2 separate regions of the Homo sapiens genome follow, and region 2 is linked to region 1. A link is an interaction called in ENCODE POLR2A ChIA-PET data of the cell type or tissue named here. Cell type or tissue: OCI-LY7. All regions are shown on one strand.

The links. ChIA-PET counts read pairs that join two places held together with the same protein. Peaks named below come from ENCODE experiments on the same cell type or tissue, not always from the same donor. Only the 100,000 strongest peaks of a DNase experiment are listed, where the experiment ranks them.
Region 2: POLR2A ChIA-PET joins it to region 1 with 13 read pairs; 8 of 35 experiments call an interaction of 5 or more read pairs at or near these places.

What each region holds. Positions count from the first base shown.
Region 1 is chr21:33,235,365-33,243,364 of GRCh38, forward strand. It overlaps IFNAR2-IL10RB (IFNAR2-IL10RB readthrough), which reads left to right. Exons shown (of 13, transcript NM_001414505.1): 2 at 6,522-6,613. The coding sequence starts at 6,559. It overlaps IFNAR2 (interferon alpha and beta receptor subunit 2), which reads left to right. Exons shown (of 9, transcript NM_001289125.3): 2 at 6,476-6,613. The coding sequence starts at 6,559. Among named protein-coding and RNA genes, the nearest start is that of IFNAR2-IL10RB, 9.4 kb to the left of the region's middle. RefSeq lists enhancers at 2,925-3,154, 3,295-3,344. In OCI-LY7, no CTCF peak of the experiment used is centred here; DNase peaks (open chromatin) are centred at 3,447, 3,717 and 4,055; H3K4me3 peaks cover 3,307 bases; H3K27ac peaks cover 6,622 bases.
Region 2 is chr21:33,295,198-33,303,197 of GRCh38, forward strand. IFNAR2-IL10RB (IFNAR2-IL10RB readthrough) reads left to right here. Exons shown (of 13, transcript NM_001414505.1): 13 at 987-2,024. The coding sequence ends at 1,160. IL10RB (interleukin 10 receptor subunit beta) reads left to right here. Exons shown (of 7, transcript NM_000628.5): 7 at 987-2,024. The coding sequence ends at 1,160. Among named protein-coding and RNA genes, the nearest start is that of IFNAR1, 26 kb to the right of the region's middle. RefSeq lists an enhancer at 6,228-6,277. In OCI-LY7, CTCF peaks have their summits at 4,505, 4,712, 7,741 and 7,942; DNase peaks (open chromatin) are centred at 1,144, 4,414, 5,994, 6,364 and 1 weaker place; H3K4me3 peaks cover 3,124 bases; H3K27ac peaks cover 7,814 bases.

The DNA of each region.
Region 1 (8,000 bases):
CCTGTCACCTGGGGCTCAGCAGGACAATAACTCTAGGAAAAACTGGAAAGGCTGATAGCCTTGAATTTAACCTAAGGAGCTTGGTGCATTGTCAGGCAACAGTGAGCTACAGACTGAGCTCACTACATAATTCACAGGGCCCACCCAGAGCCAAATAAAAATGCCTGAGAAAGTACCACTAAAGGTACTAAAATATAAAGCCTTTTCTTCCACAGTCTCTCTCTCTCAACACGTAATGTTTTTTTGTTTGCTATTTAATATCATTCTAAGTAAAAAAATAGGCCGGGCATGGTGGCTAACGCCTGTAATCCCAGCACTTTGGGAGGCCAAGTCAGGTGGATCATGAGGTCAGGAGATCGAGACCATCCTGGCTAACACTGTGAAACCCCGTCTCTACTAAAAATACAAAAAATTAGCTGGGTGTGGTGGCGGGCGCCTGTAGTCCCAGCTACTCTGGAGGCTCAGGCAGGAGAATGGAGTGAACTCGGAAGGCGGAGCTTGCAGTGAGCCAAAGTTTGCGCCACTGCACTCCAGCCTGGGGGACAGAGTGAGACTCTGTCTCAAAAAATAAAATAAAATAAAAAATAAAAATAAAAACTTGAATTATTAGCATGAATATTGCAGTTCTTTATATTATGCAAAACCAGATTTAAATAAGAGCATTTAATTCATATATGGAATTGCCAAGTTATACCATTAGTACTTTACAGCACATCTTGGGAGGTTCCCTTGAACTAGCCAGAAGAAGCAAACTGAAGCCAGACAGAGGAAGATTGCAAAGAGGAAGAGAGGGTCTCCACCAGGCACAGAGCCACCCAAGGGAGCCCTCCCTCAGGCTCAGGGATACCGAGGGAGCCAGAGCAGATTCACACAGGTCCCTGGGGCCCCTCTGCCCTGGTGACTCTAGGATGCATGTACTTGCACCTGACTTCTAGGCATCCCCCTCCTGCTAGCTTCCCCTCGATCCAGCCTGGGGCAGGCTCTGTGGAAGTCAAGCCTTGCATCTCCCTTTCCCAAGCACCTACCATCCTAACCCACAGTGTAGTGGCCACGTCCAAGGGTCTTTACGTCTCTGCCTCAGATATGCTAGGTACCTGGGTCAAGAGTGACCCAGAGACTCATCCCTGCCAGACCCAACCTCCAGCCAGTCACCCTCTGACTCCAGTCCATGGGGCGAGGCTGGAGTGCTGGCCCTGACCTCTCCAGCATCTGCACCAGGAGGGCTTCAGCGGAATGTGGTCCCAGTTGATGCCCCATGCCAACAGTAGCAGCAGCAGTTGTTAGGCATAGAGATTGAAGCCAGACAGGGCCTGGGATTCCTCTGCTGGGAGCCTAAACTGCAGGAGATGGGGAAGGATCCAAGTGTGAGCTGGGGCTCCTAGCACAAAACTCACATTGAAAGATAAAATGGTTAAGAATTTCAGGATAGCCACAGGAGAACCTCAAGCCAAGTGTAGGATCCTTCTAGCTGCAGGGCCTGGGGGTACTGAGACTAGCCCTGTTGACAGGAGCCATGCTTTAGGAAGACTGATCTATTTGTAGTCAGCAAGAGTTTTAAGGAGCTCCATTAACAATTTAGGCACGATGCCAAGATGGGATATTATATTTTCCAAGCAAGAAGAATCTGGTAATCAGGCATATGGTTCCAAGTGAAGTATAAGTCACCAGAAAGCAAGGAAGGAAGCCATCCCCTGGCCCAGAGGGGGAGAATGGGGTGTGTGTGTGTGTGTGTGTGTGTGTGTGTGTTTTCTCGGCTGCTGAAGAGACTGAGTGTTCCTGCAGATATATAACAAAGATGAAGATGTGCCACCGTTGGAGACAAATGGGGACCAGAGGCCACATGTCAGAGGTCAGGTCAGGTGTTCAAATATAAAGGGGTTGCCCTGGCTGGGCATGGTGGCTCACATCCATAATCCAAGCCCTTTGTGGGGCTGAGGCCGGAGGATCACTTGAGCCCAAGAGTTCAAGACCAGCCTGGACAACATAGCAAAGCCCCATCTCTAAAAAAAAAAATACAAAAATTAGCCAGGTGTAGTGGCAAATGCCTGTAGTCCCAGCTACTTGGGAGGCTGAGGTGGGAGAATCGCTTGAGCCCAGGAGGCAGAGGTTGCAGTGAGCCGAGATCACACCACTGCACTCCAGCCTGGGTGACAGAGTGAGACCCTGTCTCAAAAAATAAAGAAGTTGCCCTTCTACAATCTGGATGTGGTGGTATCTAGGGGAATGTTCACAACTAGGCAACGCCTCTGCTGTGGATTGATTATGGGAGATGACATCACACATCAAGATATCTCAGCAGATGTTTCTCAATGGGTACAGTATTATGGGATTAGTTCCAGGCAGTCGTGCTTGGATATCTCATGGGTGGTGGAGTCTGTAGCAAGGCTGGAAATTTTGACTTGGAATCACTTGGATTTCTCTAAGAGAATACCCCAGGTTGGATGTGTTACTGTGGCAGCAGAGAAGACTTAAAAATTACATTGTTTTTAGCTTGAACTTCGTCTTGTGAAGTCCTAATTAGGGAAGAGGAGTCAGGCTGGGGGTCTAGGGGAAAGCAAAGAGATAAAGCAGATAAGCCATAGGTCTACCTTGCTTCATGGTCCAGGACATACAAACAAAAAGAAGAAGCAGATAAGCTATAGGTCTGCCTTTCTTTATGGCCCAGGACATACGACCCTCCTGCACACATAACTCACAATCTTCCTGCGTATCATCAAATGCTTCAACTTATCATCAAACATCTCGGCTGACCGAAAAATGCAAGTTAGCTCCCTGCTACCTTGGCGTTGTCAGTCCTCCACATAGCACTCTTCAGCTTAAATTGCATTTTATAAAATCCCCAGCAAGCCTTTGTCTCCTGGCAGTCAACTCGTCTCTTACTGACCTGCCCATTGCTCCCTTGCAATGTATTTTCCTACTTTCTCTAATAAATCTGCCTTTCTTGACCTAAACTGTCATGGTAAATTCTTCTTACTCCTATGTCACCAGCCACAGACAGTCGCCACAAGCCATGACAAGTCTGCGATTTCATGGTCTTTTTTTATTTTGATGATATTTCCCCAGTGTTTGGGGGACAGAAGAATGCCCACAATCTATAGGTCTTAGTCACATGGATGGGGACAGAATATCTGAGAGAGAGAGAAGGAACAAGATCTACTGGGGCTCCTTAAAATTCTTCTTGAAGAACTCCTTTCTCACCTTGGAGTAGGGAAGACTTTCTGATTATGACTCAAAATTTAGAAGCTAAGAAAGAAAATACCTTTAAATCTGAAAACATAAAACTCAAAAACTTCTGGGTGTTTTTTTGGGGGGGTTGTTTTTTTTAAACAGCACAAGCAACTCAAAGGGCAAGTGACAAACTGGGGAGAGAAGAAAAAGATGTGACTCATATCACAGTTTCCCTTCTACTTAAAAAAAAAAAAAACTGCAAACCAGTAAGAAAATAGCAACAGCTCAACAGAAAAATTGCCAAAGGCACGAACAGTTAATGAGAAGGAGATGCAAATCGCTCTTAAACCTATGAAAAGATGAAGGTGTTCCATCACAAAGAGTAAGAGAAATACAAATTAATATTAATGTGAAAGACAACTTTTCATTTATGAATTTGAGAAAAATCCAAGAACTTGATGATATACCTCTAAGAAGCAACGGTAGGGAAACGAAAATTCTCACACATTGCAGGTGGTTATGTAAATTGGTATAGCCCCGCGGGTGGTCAGTGTGACAGTTTCTATCCAAATTACAGATGCATAGTTTCATTGCCAGGTCTCTTCTGTCTGCTTCTTCAGACCCACCCTCCCCTCTCCCCACTGTTTAGTTGGCCCAGGACCCTGTCTGGTAAGGATACAACTCCAGGCCCCTTGCCCTATGGCTTCTGGTTGTGTTCAGCCGATGGGGAGCCCCAAATAAGAGAAGGAAGGGACACCGTGAGTGATATTTATCCCTCAGCTTCCTGCCTGCACTGTCCTCTTGGTCTGGCTGTGTCCAGTGGTCTCATGTCATAGCTGCTCATACAGGAGTTTCTCCTTACAAATTGCAATGTTGGCTTCTCTTCCCCCTCCGGCCCAGAGTGATTACAGCCATCAATGTTGTGAGCTACAGGTTCTATACCCTCCCTTCTGCAGGCCCAGAATGGTAACAGCCCTCAATGTTGTGAGCTGCAGGTTCTGTACTCTCCCTCCTGGGGCCCAGAGTGGTCACAGCCCTCAATGTTGTGAGCTACAGGTTCTATACTCTCCTTTCTGCAGGCCCAGAGTGGTGACAGCCCTCAATGTTGTGAGCTACAGCTCTCAATGTTGTGAGCTACAGGTTCTATACCCTCCATTCTGCAGACCCAGAATGTTACAGCCCTCAATGTTGTGATCTGCAGGTTCTGTACTCTCCCTCCTGGGGCCCAGAGTGGTCACAGCCCTCAATGTTGTGAGCTACAGGTTCTATATTCTCCCTTCTGCAGGCCCAGAGTGGTCACAGCCCTCAATGTTGTGAGCTACAGGTTCTATATTCTCCCTTCTGCAGGCCCAGAGTGGTCACAGCCCTCAATGTTGTGAGCTACAGGTTCTATATTCTCCCTTCTGCAGGCCCAGAGTGGTCACAGCCCTCAATGTTGTGAGCTACAGGTTCTATATTCTCCCTTCTGCAGGCCCAGAGTGGTCACAGCCCTCAATGTTGTGAGCTACAGGTTCTGGAGTCTCCCTTCTGGGCCCCAGAGTGGTCACAGGCCTCAATGTTGTGAGCTGCAGATTCTATACTCTCCCTTCTGGTTTGCCTACAGCCCTCTCACACATTTGTAAATATAGTCCTGCAACCCCTAATGATGTCTTGGGCAAAGATGGACCTTTTATATGACGATAGCCCCATAAGATTATACCATATTTCTACTGTACCTTTTCTGTGTCTAAATATGTTCAGATACACAAATGCCACTGTGTTGCAACTGCTTACAGTATTCAGCACAGTACCATGCTGCACAGATTTATAGCCTAGGAACAATAGTCTATACCATATAACCTAGATGTGTAGTTGGCTATGCTATCTAGGTTTGTCTAAGTATACTCTGATGTTCATACAACAAAATAGCCTAACAATGAATTTCTCAGAACACAGCACTGTTCACAGTTGCAAAGATATGGAATCAACCTAAGTATCCATCAACAAATGATTGGATAAAGAAAATGTGGCTAGGTGTGGTGCTCACATCTGTAATCCCAGCACTTTGGGAGGCCAAGGCGAGAATCCAGGAGTTTGAGATCAGCCTGGGCAACATAGTGAGACCCTATCTCTACAAAAAAAAGGTTTTTTTAATTAGCCGGTGTGTGATGACACATACCTGTAGTCTCAGCTACTTAGGGGGACAGGTGGGAGGATTGCTTGAGCCTGGGAGGTTGAGGCTGCAGTGAGCCATGATTGCACCACTGGCACTCCAGGCTAGGCAACACAGCAAGACCCGTCTCAAAAAAAAAAAAAAGTTACATATATATACACACAGTATATTCAGCCATAAAAAAGAATGAAATCGTGTTTTTGCAGCAACATGGATGGAACTGGAGGCCATTATCTTAAGAGAAACAACTCAGAAACAGTCAATACCACATGTTCTTATAAGTGGGAGCTATTAATAAAAAATGTGCACACATTGACATATATATAATGTGGAATGATAGTCATTACTGACTGAGAAGGGTGGATTGGGTGTGGGGAGTTAAGGAATGAGAAATTACTTAATGGGTATAATGTATACTATTCAGGTGATGGATACACTAAAAGCCCAAATTTCACCACTATGCAATATATCTATCTAACAAAACTGCACTTGTACCCCTTAAATTTATTTTTTTAAAAAGCGTGTATCCTAATTTGAATGAGCTGTTTCTTGCCAGAACCCTAACTGATATGTCCTTTGTCTAGCAATTCTACTTCTGGAAATTTTCCCACACTTAAACTGGCACATGTGCAAAATGAAAGAGATTTCCTTGCAGAAGAGACTGGAAATAATTCAAATGTCTATAGTAGGGGTACTAATTATATAAATAATGGTGTGTCTATAGAGTAGAACTGTATCCAGCTATTTAAAAAACAAGGATAGAAAGATCTTCCAAACATATTTTTAAGTGGAAAAAGCAGGGTGGAACAGGGACTATACATGCTATCTCTTGTCTAAAAGATGGGGAAATTAGGAATATGTATTTGTTTTTGCTTATGCATGAAGATACTCTGAAGGATTCACAAAAGAAAAAAAAGTTTTCTAAAGGGAGCAAGACTTTTCACAATTTTTTTTTTGAATGCTTAAAATTGTTGAACCCAACGACTGTTGCCTGTTCAAAAGTTAAATTTAAAATTCCTCCCAGACTAGGTAGGGGATTGGGCCCAGAAGCTGAGACCAGGCTCACTTGAATAAATGGGGTAAATGACTAGGAATTTTACTATTCCTTACAGGTCTCTCATTATCTTGTCTTTGCTCCCATTTTTATATTTGCAGTTTAATTAGACACTTCAGAATTTTGATCACCTAATGTTGATTTCAGATGTAAAAGTCAAGAGAAGACTCTAAAAATAGCAAAGATGCTTTTGAGCCAGAATGCCTTCATCTTCAGATCACTTAATTTGGTTCTCATGGGTAAGTGCTGCTTTTTATCTTAGCTCTTATAGAAGCAAGCTGTGATGCCATCCTCACTGAGAGCACTGGCAGGAAGTCGCAAACTCATTTCCCTGACTAGAGGACCCAGTACCACCCTGCCTAGTGTCAGGAGTTAAGTGGAAAGCAAATAGGAAACCTACACTAGTAGTTTAGATTCAATGTAGATTCCTGTCCTGTTGTTAATTTTAGGAAAACAAATGAGTGACTTAAGGCAATAATAATCAGGACTATCCTCGCCATAATTTGAAGAGTAATTTCTCCTAACACGCTTTCTTCCTCCCCAATCTTTGATAAATGTCTTTTACCTCTAAAGTTGATTAATTAGCAACATGCTTATTCATATTCTGTGAATATTTCTAGGATGGACAATTGCCTCTGAGGACATTCCCTCAGCCAGCCCAAGTACTTAAACAAAAACAAGGAAATTCTTTGATGTTAAAGATCTCGTGTGTGTCCGGGCGCGGTGGCTCGCGCCTGTAATCCCTGCACTTTGGGAGGCCGAGGCAGGTGGATCATGAGGTCAGGAGATCGAGACCATCCTGGCTAACATGGTGAAACCCCGTCTCTACTAAAAAATACAAAAAATTAGGCGGGCGTGGTGGCGGGCGCCTGTAGTCCCAGCTACTTGGGAGGCTGAGGCAGGAGAATGGCATGAACCTGGGAGGCGGAGCTTGCAGTGAGCCGAGATCGAGCCGCTGCACTCCAGCCTGACAGAGCAAGACTCTGTCTCAAAAAAAAAAAAAAAAAAAATCTCGTGTGCGTGTGTGTGTGTGTGTGTGTGTGTGTGTGTGTGTGTGTGTGTGTGTTTTGAGGCATAGTTTCACTCTGTTGCCCAGGCTGGAGTGCAGGGTGTGAGCTCAGCTCACTGCAGCCTCCACCTCCTGGGTTCAAGCGATTCTCCTGCCTTAGCCTCCCAAGTAGACGGGATTACAGGCACCCGCCACCATGCCCGGCTAATTTTTGTATTTTTAGTAGAGACAAGGTTTCACCATGTTGGCCATGCTGGTCTCACATTGCTGACCTCAAGTGATCCACCGCCTTGGCCTCCCAGAATGCTGGGGTTACAGGTATGAGCCACTGTGTCCAGCCATTTTTTTTTTTTTTAGACAGAGTCTCCCTCTGTCACCCAGGCTGGAATGCAGTGAGCGATCTCACCTCACTGCAGCCTCCGCCTCCTGGGTTCGAGCTATTCTCCTGCCTTAGCCTCCCAAGTAGTTGGGACTGCAGGTGTGCACCACCACACCCAGCTAATTTTTTGTATTTTTAGTAGAGACAGGGTTTTGCCGTGTTGGCCAGGCTGATCTCGAATCCTGACCTTGTGTGATCCACCCACCTCGGCCTCCCAAAGTGCTGGGATTACAGACGT
Region 2 (8,000 bases), 60 kb after region 1:
TACTAAAAATATTAGCCAGGCAAGGTGGTGGGCGCCTATAGTCCCAGCTACTCGGGAGGCTGAGGCAGGGGAGTGGCGTGAACCCGAGAGGTGGAGGTTCCAGTGAGCTGAGATCGCACCACTGCACTCCAGCCTGGGTGACAGAGCAAGACTCCGTCTGAAAAAAAAAAAAAAAAAAAAAGTCCAAAGATTGGCCGGGCATGGTGGCTCACACCTGTAATCCTGACACTTTGGGAGGCTGAGACAGGTTGATCACCTGAGATCAGGAGTTCAAGACCAGCCTGGCCAGCGTGGTGAAACCCCATCTCTACTAAAAATACAAAAATTAGCCAGGCATGGTGGCGGGCACCTGTAGTCCCAGCTACTCAGGAGGCTGAGGGAGGAGAATCTCTGGAACCTGGGAGGCAAAGGTTGCAGTGAGCCAAAACTGTGCCACTGCACTCCAGCCCAGACGACAGAGCGAGACTCCATCTCAAAAAAAAAAAAAAAAAAATCTTCGTTTGTATAGCAGTGAGTATCCCCACTTGTAAAAAAATAAAATAAAAATAAATAATAAATCAAAAGATGCCAGAGGCCGTGGCTCACGCCTGTAATCCCAGCACTTTGGGAGGCCAAGGTGGGTGGATCAGCTGAGGTCAGGAGTTCAAGACCAGCCTGGCCAACATGGTGAAATCCCATCTGTACTAAAAATACAAAAATTAGCTGGCGTGGTAGCACATGCCTGTAATCTCAGCTACTTGGGAGGCTGAGGCAGGAGAATTGCTTGAACCTGAGAGGTGGAGGTTGCAGTGAGCTGAGATCGTGCCACTGCACTCCAGCCTGGGTGACAGAGCAAGACTCTGTCTCAAAAAAATAAAATAAACATTAAAAATAAATAAATAAAATAAAATAGATTTTCCAGCCAGGAGTTCTGTGAAAAAATCTTTGTAAACCCAGAAAAAGAAATGGAGAAAATTGATCATTAACTGTCCTCTTTCCCTCCACAGTTTTTGGGCCATCCTCATCATAACACACTTCTGTTTTTCTCCTTTCCATTGTCGGATGAGAATGATGTTTTTGACAAGCTAAGTGTCATTGCAGAAGACTCTGAGAGCGGCAAGCAGAATCCTGGTGACAGCTGCAGCCTCGGGACCCCGCCTGGGCAGGGGCCCCAAAGCTAGGCTCTGAGAAGGAAACACACTCGGCTGGGCACAGTGACGTACTCCATCTCACATCTGCCTCAGTGAGGGATCAGGGCAGCAAACAAGGGCCAAGACCATCTGAGCCAGCCCCACATCTAGAACTCCCAGACCCTGGACTTAGCCACCAGAGAGCTACATTTTAAAGGCTGTCTTGGCAAAAATACTCCATTTGGGAACTCACTGCCTTATAAAGGCTTTCATGATGTTTTCAGAAGTTGGCCACTGAGAGTGTAATTTTCAGCCTTTTATATCACTAAAATAAGATCATGTTTTAATTGTGAGAAACAGGGCCGAGCACAGTGGCTCACGCCTGTAATACCAGCACCTTAGAGGTCGAGGCAGGCGGATCACTTGAGGTCAGGAGTTCAAGACCAGCCTGGCCAATATGGTGAAACCCAGTCTCTACTAAAAATACAAAAATTAGCTAGGCATGATGGCGCATGCCTATAATCCCAGCTACTCGAGTGCCTGAGGCAGGAGAATTGCATGAACCCGGGAGGAGGAGGAGGAGGTTGCAGTGAGCCGAGATAGCGGCACTGCACTCCAGCCTGGGTGACAAAGTGAGACTCCATCTCAAAAAAAAAAAAAAAAAAAATTGTGAGAAACAGAAATACTTAAAATGAGGAATAAGAATGGAGATGTTACATCTGGTAGATGTAACATTCTACCAGATTATGGATGGACTGATCTGAAAATCGACCTCAACTCAAGGGTGGTCAGCTCAATGCTACACAGAGCACGGACTTTTGGATTCTTTGCAGTACTTTGAATTTATTTTTCTACCTATATATGTTTTATATGCTGCTGGTGCTCCATTAAAGTTTTACTCTGTGTTGCACTATATGTGTTCATGATACTACCTGTGTGTCATTGTTAGATACTGAAAAAGGCTCTAGTTTGCCATCTTGATGTCCACTCATTCCACAAGTACTTCCTAGACCCTGCCTGCTGTTGACCAGGCACTGTGTTAGGTACTAGGTCTCAGTCATCTGGGAGCTCTCAGTCTAAAGCTTCAAAAACTAGAATTGCAGTCAAGGGCCAGATCCGTTATTAAAAAAAAAAAAACCTAGAAATAAAAAGTATAGTTGTGGAAGTTTAAAAAGCCAGGGGACAGGCTTAACAACAGATTAGACACAGAACTGAGCAAAAAAGGGAGTCTCCAGGTACAATGGCTCACTTCTGTAATCCCAGAACTTTGGGAGGCTGAAGTGGGAGGATCACTTGGGCCCAGGAGTTGAGACCATTCCAGGCAACATGGTGAGACCCCTTCTCTACAAAAAGTTTTAAAATTAGGCATGGTGGCATGTGTCTGTAGTCCCAGCTACTCAGGAGGCTGAGGTGGGAGGATAGCTTGAGCCCAGGAGGTCAAGACTGCAGTGAGCTATGTTCATGCCATTGCCCTCCGGCCCTGCCTGGGTGATGGAATGAGACCCTGTCAAAAAAAAAGAAAGAAAGAAAGGAAAGAAAAAAAAGAAAAGAAAGAGAAAAGGAAGGGTATTAGGGTTCTCCAGAGAAACAGAACCAATAGAATGAACATAGAGATTTATTTGAAGGAACTGTGGAGGCTGGCAAGTTCAAAAACTGCAGGGCAGACCAACAGGCTAGAGACCCAGGTAAGAGTGGATGTTTCAGCTTGAGCAAAAGCAGTCTGGAGGCAGAATTAACTCCTCCTCAAGGGACCTCAGGCTTCTTTTCTCTTAAGGCCTTCCTTCAAGTGATAGAAGTGAAACTCACCCACATTATGGAGGGTAATCTGCTTTACTCAAAAATCTATGGATTTAAATGTTAATCTCATCTTTAAAAATACCTTCACACCAACATCAAGACTCGCATTTTACCTAATCAGTCTAGCTGGTTGACACATAAAATTAACCATCATAGGGAGGGTAGATCTGTGATTGCTTTTTTGAAACTTTTTTCAATGTTTGCTGCATGTATATAGAAATAAAATTTGGCCGGGTGTGGTGGCTCACATCTGTAATCCCAGCACTTTCGGAGGCTGAGGCAGGTGGATCACCTGAGGTCAGGAGTTCGAGACCAGCCTGGACAACATGGTGAAACCCCGTCTCTACTAAACATACAAAAATTAGCCAGGCGTGGTGGTGCACACCTGTAATCCCAGCTATTTGGGAAGCTGAGACAGGAGAATCACTTGAACCCAGGAGGTGGAGGCTGCAATGAGCCAAGATCGTGCCACTGCACTCCAGCCTGGGTGACAGAGCGAGACTCCATCTCTAAATAAATAAATAAATAATAAAATAAAAAATTATTTTTGAAATTGAATTTTAAGATCTTGTTACACTTTTTTAAAGAAAAAAGAAGTTATTATCCAGGGCACAGTACAGAGAAACAAAAGAATGGAAAATATGAGTGGTTAGGATACAAGCCTGAAAAATCAAGCTGCAAGCGTAGATTAGCAAGCTGGAAGCTTGCACAGGTGAATGCGGCAGCTGTGCCAATAGAAAAGGGATACCTGGAAGCCAAGTACATCCAATATGGAGGTTCCTCCTCCCTTCTCTTTGTCGTCATGTGTGCAGGTGTCATGGTGCTGGCCAGGTAGAGACCCCATCTGCAGAATAAAAGATTAGGGTGGGATGGCCAGCCTCTTTGTGGGCTATGTAAATGGCACAGCTGGCCCAACCAATCCACTATGCCCTATATAAATCAAACACTGCCTCTTCAAGCTCATCTGTAAAACCAACCGTATCTTGCCCCAAACCCGGAAACCCACTCGGACCCACTCGCACCCCCTCCCTCTGCACAAGGAAGCTCTCTCTTCTTTCTTTCAACTATTGAACTTCCACTGTTAAACCCAGTTTTTGTGTGTCCATGTCTTCGATTTCCTGTGTCTGTGACTTCAATTTCCTTAGCATAAGACAATGAATCTTGGGTATTTCCCCAGACAAAGGATGCCACTTCACCAGGAAGTGACTAAGGGAAGAACACCTGTGGGAAAATGTCCAAGAATTCTGGGACCAGAAGGGGTTTCAGCAGAGCATCTGTGGGCCACCAATCAGACATTCTAGCAGAAAACATATGTCCAGTTGGTTTGAAAGATTCCCTGAGGGGAAGACAGTGTAAGCCATCCTCACCCCCTTCCACCCTTCCTCCTCGCTCTTTCTGGCTGCCTCGCCTTGTTGAAAATATCTCACTTCCTTTTGGGGCTCCTGCCCCTCCCCTAACATACCTCCCACACCCATCCCCAGACTGGTTTAGCCTCCAGGGCACCTTTGTTCCTTCCTCTCACAACCATGGGTCTCAGCCGTAGCTGCACACTGTGGCCGCCAGGAGAGCTTTAGAAATGTGGATGCCCAGGCCTTACCATGACCAATGAATTTCAGCTCTCTGCAGAGGGATTTTTGCATCAGCATTTTTTAAAGCTCCTAGGTGATTCCAGTTTGCAGTCAAGGTGGAGAACAGCTGCTGTAGCAGAGCAGTTATGATAGATTGAAAGGACGTGCTTACCTGCACTTCTGTGTGACCTTATGTTATCTGGCTTTCAAAGGGGTCGCTTTCTTTTAATACCCAGCTAACTGACTCCACTCATTACCTTGTGCTTCCACAGGAAGATTTCTTTCCTGAGGGGTTGTGAGTGTCTCTGGGAAACATGCCCCAGGAATGCATCCTTCCCATGCACTTCAGCCTTCTCGGCTGCTCACCACTGACCACCTGGGAAGCAATTCTCCAAGTTGCTACCCCTTTCTTTGTGCCTAATAAGATAATCCTAAGTAGCTGGTACAAAGAAATATTTGTTGAATTAATGGATAATAAATAATGATGGCTAGGTGCGGTGGCTCACCCCTGTAATCCCAGCACTTTGGGAGGCCGAGGTGGGTGGATCACCTGAGGTCAGGAGTTTGAGACCAGCCTGGTTAACATGGTGATACCCCGTCTCTACTAAAAATACAAAAAATTAGCCAGGCGTGGTGGCAGGTGCCTGTAATCCCAGCTACTCAGGAGGCTGAGGCAGAAGAATTGTTTGAACCCGGGAGGCGGAGGTTGCAGTGAGCCGAGATCGTGCCACTGCACTCCAGCCTGGGTGACAAGAGGGAAACTCCATCTCAAAAAAAAAAAAAAAGGTAAACAAAAGCCTTCTTGGGATACATGACAATTATACATGCAGATTAAACAGAGAGCTGTAAGTTAACAAATCACCATAAAACATATGCAAGCGAAAAACAAAAATAAAACAAATATGCAAAGTGAAAGAAAACAGTTATGTTCTGTACAGGATATCCAGATGCTACAGTCTGGATGTTTGTGCCTCTCCAAAATTCGTATGTAGAAATCTTTAGGAGGTGGTGAATGGGATTAATGACCTCATAAAAGAGGAGCTGCCCATCTCTTCCACCATGTGAGGACACAGAGAAGGTGCCACCTATGAGGACAGGCCCTCACCAGACACTCAATCTGCTGATGCCGTTCTCAGAGGTGTTTGAACCAGAGCGACTCCATCTTGAAGAGGGGCTGGGTAAAGTAAGGCTGAAACCTACTGGGCTACATTCCTTGGACAATTTCTGTTGTTTTAAACCACCCAGCTTGCGATCATTTGTTACTTCTGCCGCAGGAAACTTAATCCAGCACGGAAAGACTCTGTTGTTTTACCCTGACCAGTTCTAATATCTTCTTAGTATCTAAAATGGGGAAGAAGATGGGCAGAGGGTCATTCAGATTTATTTTACGGGAACTTAGTATCTTACTCTTCTCAGCAAGGGAGTTAGCTGAGAATGACTGGGCATGCTGCCTCACTGTCCCATTTCCTGAACTCTCTAGTTCAGAAAATGCTGTTGCAAATCAACTTCCTTAAAAAACAAACGGGAAGTAAAAAACAAAGTCTATTTTATGAACTAGAGACTCAGAGACTCAACATGATTTTTCTCCCTGAGTCAGGTCCATGGTTCTGTCTCCTGACCACCTCACCACTCCTGTTTGAATCAAGCAGACACCAAACAATGTCTTTGTTTCCATGCCCATGAGAACTCTTAATTAAACAGCCACTGACTATTGGGCTGGCACTTTACGAGGTCAAATTTATTGCTGTTGGATTGTGATAAAAAAGATAACCGGAAGGTTAAAGCTGTGGGAGTAATATCTCTGAGCAGGAGGAGTCATGGCAAGGACAGACTTTAAATTGGGTTAAACAATTCAATATAAACAGGAAACACAAGCCAGCTGCAGTTCCCCTCCTCTTGGCCTCTGCCTGGGGCCTGCCTGCTACTGGGCTGCCCCTGAGGGTCGCATTGCACACCTGCCCTATGGAGCTGATGGGGTGGGAGCGATAGCCAACCCTTACTTACTGCTTCCTATGTGCAGGTCTTGTTCTAAGCACTTTTACATTTTCATTTAATTCCCACAGCAACCCAGTTAAGCAGATACTATTATCTGCCTCATTTTTCAGATAAAGAAACTATGGCACAGAGAGGTTCAATCACTTACCTAAGATCACACAGGCAAGAAGTGACAGAGCCAGGACTTGAACCCAAGTGGTCTGGCTCCAGACTCAATCATCTAAGATAGCCACCCATGATCCCCACCTCCTGGTAGCCACACCCTTGAGTAATCCCTTCCTCTTGAGTGTGGACAGTGCCAATGACCTGCTTCTACCCATGGAAAGCGACACAGGTGACAGGATGCTGTCTTAGATTCCATAGGATTGTAATTCTCATCTTGCCAGCAGACTCTCTCTGTTGCCTTCTTGGACAGCACACTTGCATGAAGCAAGCTGCCATATTGGAGAAGTCACATGGCTAGGACCTGAGGATGCCTCCTCCAGCCAACAACGAACAGGGAATCGAGGTTCTCAATCCAACAGCAACAGGGTGAGGCACTGTTCTAAAAACAAGAGGCTGGAGCTCAAGGTGGACTTTCAGCGATTCCCTGCTCCTCATCCAGGGAGCTGCCAATCAGGCATAAGTCACGCCCCTTCTGCCAGGCAGGAGACTTCTTTCATTTCTAGGGAAATGGAAGCTGGGGGTTCCCCGATGACTGCTCCATGCGGGAGTGCCAAGGCTGGGCCCCCTTGCGTTAACTTCAGGCAACTCTGAATCATCATCCATCTCCAACTTCTCCCTCTGCCCAATCCTACTTTCCTCACTCCTTACAAGTGTTGTCCCCAAGAGCATTTCCAGATGAATTTCCCACATGCAAATTTTCCTTCCAGAGTGTGTTTCCAGGGAACCCAGCCTAATCTAGAGATCTTGGGAAGACCTGTTGCCGCAGAGTGATGACAATAAAGTCTAGACTTCATGGTATTGAGGAGTGAACAGGAGGGTGTGGAGAAGCTGGGACAGCAGGTGTAGCCAACTCCTTTGAGAAGGACGGCTTTTGGGCTCAGAAGAAGTGTGACAGTGTCTGGAAGGGGCAAGAAGAAAGTCGAGGGGGGGATATTTCAGGTGAGTGATATTACACCACCATGGTATACTGTCGCCTGAGGCCTGTAGACAGGAAATGAGGAGTCCGGCTCCTAGTTAGAATCCCAGGGCTGGTTTTTCAGGACTGACCCTGGGCAACTTTAAGGCTGTACCAAGGAGGCCTCACAGGGAGGCTCCCTCTCCAGACCAGAACTGGCATAGCCAGTGCACTGCAGTCCCTGGAGGGAGCTGCGGTCAAGGTCTCAGGCCCCTGCTGGCCATGCTCTTATGCACACCTGTGTTCCCAGCCTTGCACGTGTGCCCAAGGCCTTCTTCAGGCACCTCAACTAAGGCCTCCTTATTCTCAGGGAGTAGGGAAGGGGGAGCCACGAAGACATTGTTATCCTCTCTGACTCAGTTCTTTCCTACTCCTGGCCCTGTCCTCTCTCCCTCCCGCTAGTTCCCGGGT